2 separate regions of the Homo sapiens genome follow, and region 1 is linked to region 2. Evidence: read pairs that join two places in POLR2A ChIA-PET (ENCODE). Cell type or tissue: GM12878. All regions are shown on one strand. Links, peaks and the distances in the headings refer to the core of each region. The heading gives the core; the rest is flanking DNA.

Region 1 (5,337 bases), core at 628-4,627, 230 kb before region 2:
CCTAAGATGTATCTGGGGTCCTTTTAGCCACAGCTGGAGCTGGAGTGACTAGGACACAGGGAGCAGTGTCCTGAGGTTGCGCAGGGCAGCAGGTTCCTGGGCCTGGCCCCAAAACCATTCTTCCTTCCTAGGCCTCCAGGCCTGTGATAGGAGGGGCTCCTGTTAAGGTCCCCGAAGTGCCTTCAAGGCATTTTCCTCATTGTCTTGGCTATTAACATTTGGCTCCTCTTTACTTATGCAAATTTCTGCAACTGGCTTGAATTCCTCCCCAGAAAATGGGATTTTCTTTTCTATCACACGGTCAGGCTTCAAATGTTCTAAACTTTTATGCTCTGCTTCCCTTTTAAATATAGATTCTACTTTCAGATCCTCTTTGCTCATGCACATGATCACATGCTGTTAGAAGCAGCCAGGCTACATCTTGACACTTTGCTGCTTAGAAATTTTTTCTGCCAGATACCCTAAATCATCACTCTCAAGTTCAAAGTTCCACAGATCCCTAGAGCAGGGGCACAATGCCACCAGCCTCTTTGCTAAAGCATAGCAAGAGTGACCTTTACTCCAGTTCCCAAAAAGTTCCTCATCTCCATCTGAGACAATCTCAGCCTGGACTTCATTGTCCATATCACTATTAGTATTTTGGTCATGCAATTTAACAAGTCTCTAGGAAGTCCCAAACTTTCCCTAATCTTTCTTTCTTCTTCTAAACTCTCCAAACTGTTCCAGCCTCTGCCCATTACCCAGTTTCAAATTCGCTTCCACATTTTCAGGTGTCTTTACAGCAATGCTCCACTTCCCAGTACCAATTTTCTGCATTACTCATTTCTTGAATTGCTGTAAAGAACGACTAGAGACTGCATAATTTATAAATAAAAGAGGTTTAATTGGCTCATGGTTCTGCAGGCTGTACAGGAAGCATAGCCTGGCAGGCCTCAGGAAACCTACAATCAACAGAAGGCAAAGAGGAAGGAGGCATGTCTTACATGGCCAGAGCAGAGGAAGAGAGAGAAGGGGAGCTGCTATACACTTTTAAACAACCAGATATCATGAAAACTCACTATCACTAGAAGAGCAAGGAGGATGTCCGCCCCCATGATCCAATCACCTCCCACCAGGCCTCTTCTCCAACAGTGGGGATTATAATTTGACATGAGGCCAGGCGCGGTGGCTTACGCCTATAATCCGAGCACTTTGGGAGGCCAAGGTGTGTGGATCACCTGAGGTCAGGAGTTTGAGACCAGCCTGACCAACGTGGAGAAACCCCATCCCTAATAAAAATACAAAAATTAGCTGGGCATGGTGGCACATGCCTGTAATCCCAACTACTCGGGAGGCTGAGGCAGGAGACTCACTTGAACCCGGAAAGCGGAAGTTGTGGTGAGCTGAGATCGCGCCATTGCACTCCAGCCTGGGCAACAAGAGTGTGAAACTCTGTCTCAAAAACAAAAACAAAACAAACAAACAAAAAAAAAAAACAAAAAAAAACAAAAATTGATGTGAGATTTCGTTGGGGACACAGATCCAAACCATATTGTCATTCTTTGGTGAATGAATGGTCTTTTCTGTTTGGTCGCCTTTAAGTTTTTGTCTCTGTCTGTTATATTCTTCAGTGTACCACCATCTGTTCACGTAGTGGCTTGGCTGTGTTTATGATGCACAGTCACTCAATGTTTACTTTCCTTTCAAGCTGAGAACTTATCTTTCTCTTTAATCCTGGGAAATGATCTGTTTTTATGTCTTCGACTATTGCTTCTTTTTCATCCCTTGGTTCTCTTCTCCTCGAACTCCTATTAGATTTTGTTCTTTTTAATGAAGCTTCCATATTTTTCATCTCTTTATCTTTTTATACTATTTTCTGAGTAAATTTCTTTTTTTCTTTTTCTTTTTTTTTTTTTTTTTTGAGATGGAGTCTTACTCTGTCACCCAGGCTGGAGTGCAGTGCCGCAATCTCAGCTCACTACAAGCTCTGCCTCCAGGGTTCACGCTATTCTCCTGCCTCAGCCTCCCGAGTAGCTGGGACTACAGGCACCCGCTACCATGCCTGGCTAATTTTTTGTATTTTTAGTAGAGATGGGGTTTCACTGCATTAGCCAGGATGGTCTCAATCTCCTGACCTCATGATCCGCCCACCTTGGCCTCCCAAAGTGCTGGGATTACAGGTGTGAGGCTGGGATTACAGGCGTGAGTGTAAATTTCTTAATATAAGCTTATAATTCACTATACTTTCCTTTGGACAGGTCTAGTCTAAAATTTGTCCAATTATTGAGTCTTTTTTTTTTTTTTAAAGAACAAGGTTTAATTACATTGCCCAGGCTGGACTGAAACTCCTGGGCCCAAGTGATCCTCCCACCTGAGCCTCCTGACTGGCTGGGATTACCAGCATGCTCCACAGTGCCTGGCTTCCTTCAGTTTTTTTTTTTTTTTTTGAGATGGAGTTTCACTCTTGTTGCCCAGGCTGGAGTGCAATGGCACAGCCTTGGCTCACTGTAACCTCCACCTCCCGGGTTCAAGCAATTCTCCTGCCTCAGCCTCCCAAGTAGCTGGGATTACAGGTATGCACCACCATGCCCAGCTAATTTTTTGTATTTAGTAGAGATGGGGTTTCACCATTTTGGTCAGGCTGGTCTTGAACTCCTGATGTCAGGTGATCCACCTGCCTCAACCTCCCAAAATGCTGGGATTACAGGCGTGAGCCACAATGACCAGCCTTCCTTTAGTTTTTTAAGGGGTCCAAATAGGCTTCTATTGAGTCATTTAAATATTTCCCTATTGTTTACTTTTTCTGCAATCAATAAGCCTCCTAACTGTTGATTTTGCTTTGGCATCAATCTTCTTCATGTGTTTTAAAATTTTACTCTGCACAGTCATCTTGAGGGAGAGTTTCTCTTTCTCTTCTTGTCCCTGTAACTATTGGTTTTGCAGTTGTTCCCTTAGTCCTCTGAAGTCTCCAGTACAAAACCATGCCTTAAATCCATTTTTGGATTTTTTCTTTGTTATCTTGGTTTTACCTCTTTTAAAATATACTACTGTCTGATTGGGCTGCTATAACAAAATTCCAAAGACTGGGTGGCTTAAACAACAGACAATTATTTCTTACAGTTCTAGAGGCTGCAAAGTCCACGATCTAGGTGCTGGCAGATTTGGTGTCTGATGGGGGCTCTCTTTCTGGCTGTAAGCAGCCACCTTCTCACTGCATGCTCACGTGGTCATTCCTCGGAGCAACCATGTACAGGAAGAGGGAGATATCTCTTTGTCTTCTTATAAGGGCACTAATTCCATCATGAGGGTCCCACACTTATGACCTAATCTACACCTAATTACCTCACAAATGTCCTATCTCTTAATACCATCACATTGAGAGTTAGGGCTTCAGCATAAGGATGTGTTTGTACATACACTTTTTTTTTTTTAACATAGATGAGTGTATAGCTGTTCTGTATCCCATATTACATCATAAACATGTTCTCTTGTCATTACAAAGTCTTTAATATCATTTGAAACGTCCTTACTAACAATCACTTAGCCTTGCCCTCAGTGTTATTTATATTTACTCCCTATTTAAGGTAACCTGATGAATCTTCTTGGTGTGAAACTTGTCCATATTACGGATTGTGTCCTTAGGAAAGACCCCAGAAAGGAATGGCAAGGTAAGAATGGGAGCCTGTGGCTGTTGATATCTGTCTAGTGTGGACAGGTCCATCCTCATGGCATTGGAGTGTGAGCTCCCCTCACCCACAGCAGCCCTAACCCCACCAGCAGCCCCAGCACGCAGTGAGCAGGGGAGGCACCTGGACAATGGTCAGTGCTTCAGACAGTGGGCGGCTATTTTCTCCAGTCAAGATTTCCTGCATTGCAAACTCTTTGGTTCCTTTAGGAAACTTCTGGCTGGGCCCCAGATACAGGGAGCAAAGTATTCAAGAGAGCAGGAAAGCTTCTGGCTCATGGGGTCAAGCTCCTGAACCAGATATGAGGTTTGATTCCAGGCACTGGAATGGCCCAGGTTAACAACTCGTGAATATTTTTTTAAGATTCCTGCTTTACAGATTGTTAAACTGTTTTCTTGCACAACTTCGTAATCTTTGCAAACTAAGCCACTTTCCAGGTGGCTGAAGCTCGGATTGACCAAAGCAGTGCTTCTTGAAACGTTCTGTGGGTATGAGTCACGGGGAATCCTATTCAAACACAGATTCTGATTCAGCTGATTTGGGATGGGGTCCAAATTGCATTTCTAACAGGCCCCCAGGTGATGTCGACACCGCTGGCCTGAGGACCTCACTTGAGTAGAGAAGTGTGAGGGGACTTAGGCAAGCCACATGCATCCTCAGTGACAGAGCTGGAACCCATATCTGCCCAACGCCAAAGCCTGTGTCCTCTGTCTGCGGTTCCCATGTAGAATCCTGCAGTCCTACCACTTACTTTGCAGGTGAGGGAGGGGAGACAGAGAGGCTTCCGCTGGAGGGGGAGGTGACTTTGTTCAGGGAGGGGGCTGCTTTTCCCAGGCCCACCCCCCAACCTTGAGGTTTGATGAGGAAGAGATGGATAGAGGGGATGGTCTCCTGAGTGGGGAAGTGCCACAGCTGGGCAGCCGTCAGTGTTGGAAAAATTAATTTTTTAATTAAAAACATCTTTTTTTCCCACTCTTCTTTCCCCTTTGCTTTAATGTCTCAGTCTGGAGTAATTATGAGTCGCTCTGGGGAGACTGAACCTTAGAAAAATTGTTGGTGCGACTGCTGAGGAATTTATCTGATTAACTTGGGCTCAGCCTTTGAAAAGAAGAGAAAGGGAAAGAGAAAAAGGGAGGAGGGAAAGCTCCAGCTCCCCGTTGTCTGGCACAAAACTTAATCACAGCGTCAGGGAGACCAGGTAGGCTTTGGCTGGTTCCTTCAGGGTAGCCTGGGGGCAAGGTGGCTGGGGGCTCAGCATCCTGGCATTCGCCTCCCCAGGCCCCAGTGGCCCCACCTGTCCTCTGGGTTGCCTCCCAGGGCCTGGAGATGTCACTGTGACTGGCCCTACATGGGCGATGGAGTCTTAGGTTGGGTTCCTGGAAGGCAGAGCCTGGAAAGGGATCTGAGTGCTTTCAGTGACACACATGAGGGGTGAGGGGAGCAGGGTGGGACAGGAGCAGAACCAAGGTGAGGAACTGGTTCAGCCAAAGTCTGGTCTGGACCCAATCCCCTGGGGAGCTCTGGTGCTTGCACTGCACTGCAGAGTTGTCAGGGCACGAGGGGCGGCTTTTGTTCCTGGATCTGCCTGCTGACCGTGGGTTGCACCTGGGGAAGAGTAGGCACCCCCCCCCCAGGCATTTCCTGATGACCAAAGTTTGGTCTCCACTGGCTG
Region 2 (5,110 bases), core at 1-4,000:
AGCAGGGAGGTCAAGGGGCCAATTTATTCCTGGCTACTGGGAGAGAACGGCCCCCTGAGGAAACTCAAGAACATGAGAAAATTACTAGGTTGTTTTCAGATGGGGGCAGGATCAGTTTGGGGGAATGTGAGTGCCCAGGACCCATGGACTGGGTTTGCCCAAGCAGAGAGGACTGGGGACTGGGCAGAGCCCAGGTGGGTTTTAGTCCAGGTGCAGCCCCTTCAGAGCTGTGTAACCTTCTTCTGTGGAAGAGGGTCGTGAACTCAACTGCTGCTAAAAGCACTGCTGGATTTAAAGGGCATCGTCTGGGAAGCCAGGCTGGAGAGGCTGCTTTCTTCATGCCTGGACAGCCTCTGAGACGGGGAAAGGAGGAGCAGATACTGCCTTGCCCTGGCACACACACAGCTGGAACCTGAGCCCAGAGGTGGTTTGAAGGGTCAGAGCCTTCCTGGGCCACCCACATTCCCCCAGAGCCCTGATGGCCCTGCTCTGCCTCAGACCCCATGGGGTGTTGGAGTCAGGATGCCCTGCTGCCTCAAACCCTATTGGGAGCCCGCTGCTCTGCTCACCTTTTAATCTGGGGCCAAGGGGATGAGGTTGGAAGAAGCTGTTGGGGAAAAGGCAAGATATTGAATCCTGAGAGTCCAGCCTGCTTTCCAGGAGACTGAAAGCAGCACAGCCTCCAGGCCTGCTCCTCTATGAGGCAGACATGCCGGAACCAGAAAGGATGCTGAGACTGGGAACCCACCATCGACATTCAAGTGGACCCACCCGAGGGTGGCACCAGGAAGATGAGTATTAGAGGGAGCAGTGAGCACCAGAACCCTTCCCTGGTTTACCCCTCACAAGTCAGAATACAAGGCTCAGAGAGGGAAGGTAACCTGCCTAGAGTCATACAGCAGAGTGGTAGATGGAACGTGAGCTTTGGAGTCAGGCTGACCTTGGTTCAAATCCCACCTCCACCATTGAGTCCCACATGCAGAATAGGGTTAACTCCTATGTTTACAGGGTGTCTGGGAAGATCGAAGACAGTGTTGTAAAGTACCCACCTACACAGGGTGTGGCACCTGTTGGGTACACTAATGACCACTGTTACTAGCATGACATCTTTATGGGCAAGCAAGGGAGTGGTAGCTGAACTCAAGAACTGGTAGGGTAAGGGACTGTGCGGGACACAACAGGGATGGCAAATGGGTTGGGGTAGAAACCAAACCTGGCCATACCCTCTGCTTTGCCACTGGAGGCCTCAGGGCTGTGTGGAGAGGATAGAAGCAGACTCCAGCTCATGAGCCCTGTTTGCCCAGGAGAGAGAGTGGCTGTGCCCTGGGGCCCTGGAGGACAAGGAGACAGGGGAATATGTCACAGAGAGCAAGGGAGAAGGGGTAAGAGGAGGAGTGTAGACCCCTGGCTGGTATCAGGAGCCCCTGGGGAAGTTCTGCCACCAGCTGGCCAAGGGCCCTTGAGTATTTTAGGGCCTGAAGTCAGGGTTCATGAGGTACAAGGAACAGGGAGCACAGCCCACTTGGAGCTAAGTGATTTATGGAACCCTCAGAGAACCTGCTTCCATATCACCTTTCCTGCTTCTTTCCCCAACTTGGTGCCCTCTGATGACATGACAGCCTGTACAGGACTGAAAGTCACCCACTCATCCCCGCCCCAGCTCCCATTCAAAAACCCCAAGCTCCAGCCTCCTTTGTAGTCTGGCTAAGGCCTTTGATTTCTTCATTCCTAGTCTCCAGAGAAAAAAAAAGGCTGAATGGTCACTCACCAGCCAATCGGTTGGCTGCCTTGAAGTCAGGTGCCCATCCCCTTGTCCAGTCAGCTGGGGCCAAGGAGCTCAACCTTGCACAAGCCAAGTTGGGGTGAAGATGGTGCAGAAGGCATGAAGGATTGGATCAGTTATCTATTTCTGCATAACGACCACGCCCACAACTTCGTGGTTTAAAACAACTGTTTATTTGTTCCTAGCTCTGGAACTTGGGCAGAGCTTGGTGAGAACAGCTCATCTCAGTTCTGTGTGGCATCGACTGGGGAGACTTCACTGCCGCTGAAGGTCCTAGATGGCTTCTGACCATGTCTGTTGCCTCAGCTGGGAGGCTGGAAGGACTGCAGGGCCGCTGGCTCCTCTCTTTCCACATGGTCTCTCTGAGTTTTAGACTTCTTTAAGGTAACTCAGCACTCCAAGATGACATAAATGGAAGCTCCCAGGTCTCTCAAGGCCGAGGCCAGGCAGACGCATAGCACCACATTGGCTGCATTCTATTGGCCAAGGCAGTCTCAGATCCCCCTAGATTCAACGAGAGGGAGGACAGAGCCCAGCTCTCACTAGGACAAGCTGCAGTCACACGCAAAAGGGCACTCAGGGTGTGAGAGTTGTCACGGCCACCTTTGGAAATCACCTTGGAAGTCCCTGGAAGTCACAGGGACCTCTGTGGTGCCTTATTCCTTTGAGGAACCACTCACAGGTGCACAGCCCTGTATGGTTTGCTCAGGAGTAGGGGGCTTAGAGAGAGATGGTGACTGTCCCAGTGATCTACAGCTGGTAAGGAAAAAGCCAGGACCTGAACCCAAGTTTGCTGTGCAGTCTGAGTCCCTTTCCATAGTGAGGGTACGGGGGAAGTATGGCAATAATCACAATAGCTACTGTTCATTGAGGGTTTGTGCCAGGCCCCAGGCCAGATGCTCTATGTGCCTTCTCTTATTTCATCATCCCAGGAGGAGGGGCTTACAGGCTCCCTTTCAGATGAGAATACTGAGAAGTGACTATCTGCGGCCCACCACCAGCTAGGTGCTGACGTCAGGATTCACACTTAGGGCATCAATACTTCCCTGAAACAAAGCCCCACATTGGGCCCGAACCACTCCAGACTCAGGCTTCTCATCTGTGAAGCAGGCACGGCCTCCTTTCTTTGTGGAAGTTGGGGGAGGAGGGTGTGCTGTGGCCTGGATGGGTGAGCACATGGTGGCGGGGGCGTGCTCTAAGCTTCTGCCAGTCAATTCCCCCATCCTGGCCCCCAACCCACCTGGCATCCCTGTGGGGCCCTGAGACCCAGGCCCCGCAGCCTGCTCTGAGGGACTGGCACGCTAGGCCTGGCCTGGTCCCTGCTGGGCCACTAGGGACCATGGGGCAGGAGTCTAAGAACAGCAACCACATGACACATCCCTAGGAGTACAGGGCCCTCCCCCGGGAGCTCCAGCCTCTGCCTGCCTGAAGGAGCTGATTGCTCAGCCTGGAAAGGGATTTACAGTCTCCCCTTAAGCCTATTATGGCTCGTCCTGTGGCCCCAGCCCAGGCCCTGTCATCCTGCCAAGTGACAGTGCTGGTGTCTGAGAAGGGGCCACGGAGACTGAGGGATGCCCCAGTGCTCGGCCCCAGCTCCTTCCTACCCCAGCCTTCAGGCCAACCCAGGAGGCCTCTCCATGCCCTATATGTGACCCCAGCAGGGACCCAAGGTCTGGCTCTCCCTGTACACCCACTGCCTACGCCCCCTCACTCCCGGTCTGGACTGTGACACAGCCACGTAGACAGCCAATCCTGTGGCTGGGGTGGCAGGATGTTCCGGAGGAACAGAGGAGGAGGAAGCTGGAGGCAGAAGAAAGAGAAAGCCAGGCAAGAGAGAGGATAGGCGGGCCCTGCCCGTGATGCATCCCTCCTGGTTCCTGCGGTCCAAGCTCAGCCCAAAGGCAGCGGTCAGCATGGCCGGCTCCCTGTTCTGCTGATGAGAACCACAAACCTCAGAGAGGCCCAGCCACTGCCCAAGTTGCATGGCTAAGCCATGGAGCCTCAGAAACCACAAAATGCCCTTTGTGTGCGCACATTCTGTAAATGAGGAAACTGAGGTACAGTGAGGGGAAACTGAGGTACAGCATTTTGTGACAGGCCTAAGGTCACAAAACAAGTCAGTCGGCAATAGCACCAGTTCTGACTCAGCTGAATTGGGAGGTGGCCATTTCCATGGCATCCAGAAAACCTTCCTATGGGAAACACAAGGTCAGACTGGCCCCAGGGGGACACCCATTCCCAGGGGCGGGGGCGGCAGCTGGAGGCTCTGACTTCCTGCCTTTGCTGTCTGACTTGCAGACATTTACATAGCTCATTAAAAAATATGGTGTCGTAAAGAGGAGAGAGCCGGCTCGGGAAAGCCTCGTTCCCCCGTTGACTGCCAGACCTCTTGCAGGACACTCCAAGGGCGCAGGGAGCAGACCTGGATGGGAGGAGGTATGCAGCTGCCCCTCCGCAGCACCCAGAGCTGGGGCTGGGGGAAGCTTTTAAGGCATCTGTTTTCCTGGGCTCTGTCCACAGCCCTGTGCCAGGAGGTGGTGTGACCTTGTATAAGACCCTGAGCATCTCTGGACTGACCCCTCCCAAGGGCCTAGGAGAAGCCTACACTAGGTATCTCACATTCTTCCAGCTTCAGGGTTCACCCCAGGCCTCAGTGGTGTCCCCTATCTGACTTCCCTGCCCCCACGCCACTGCCAAAGTGAGGCGGAGTCACAGCCTCTCTAGCAGAATGACCTTTATGGCCCAGCCCTATACCTGGGCCCATAAATCCCTCCCTCCACGCCATGCAGTCTCCTGGAACAGAGCAAGGGGTCTGCTGACCCATCCGCCTGCCCCACCCTGGCCACCCCAGGACCACCTCTTGCCCATTTCCCAAGCGCAGCTCAGTCCAGAGCCAGGATGTCCAAAGCCCCCAGGATCCTTGCCATCAGAACAGTCACTCCCCTCCACCCAGAGGTCACCTTTCTGGAGTCTTCCTGTGTCCTTCTCAGGCAGCCTGCCAACGTCGACCACCTGGGGGGAGTCCTCGCCCCTCTGCCTCACTTTCCCTCTCTGTACAGCCAGAGTTGGGTACAACGGGCTCTGAGATCCCAACCAGACAAGACGGTCTCTGGGGAATAACAAGGTCCTCTGCCCATGGTGAGTCCAGGCAGAGCCCCTAGCTGGGAAGTAGGGACTGTGGCGAAGCCCTGCGGCCAGAAGCGTGAAGCAGGACTGCCTGACCACTGGCTGGCACCTGGCTGGCCAGGAGCCAGGAGGACAGTTGTTCCCTTTCTCCTGCAGGGCAGCTGGAAGGGACAGGGACGCTGGAAGGTTGACGGGCTCCCA

Evidence for each region. Peaks named below come from ENCODE experiments on the same cell type or tissue, not always from the same donor. Only the 100,000 strongest peaks of a DNase experiment are listed, where the experiment ranks them.
Region 1: POLR2A ChIA-PET joins it to region 2 with 6 read pairs; 2 of 35 experiments call an interaction of 5 or more read pairs at or near these places.

The regions. Positions count from the first base shown.
Region 1 is chr15:77,840,033-77,845,369 of GRCh38, reverse strand. No RefSeq gene overlaps it. Among named protein-coding and RNA genes, the nearest start is that of LINGO1-AS2, 180 kb to the right of the region's middle. In GM12878, for the core only: no CTCF peak of the experiment used is centred there; no DNase peak of the experiment used is centred there; H3K27me3 peaks cover 289 bases.
Region 2 is chr15:77,605,717-77,610,826 of GRCh38, reverse strand. The region is part of intron 3 of LOC105370906 (a long non-coding RNA gene); the gene reads right to left. Among named protein-coding and RNA genes, the nearest start is that of LINGO1, 25 kb to the left of the region's middle. RefSeq lists enhancers at 2,718-3,436, 3,326-3,620, 4,876-5,110. In GM12878, for the core only: no CTCF peak of the experiment used is centred there; a DNase peak (open chromatin) is centred at 2,441.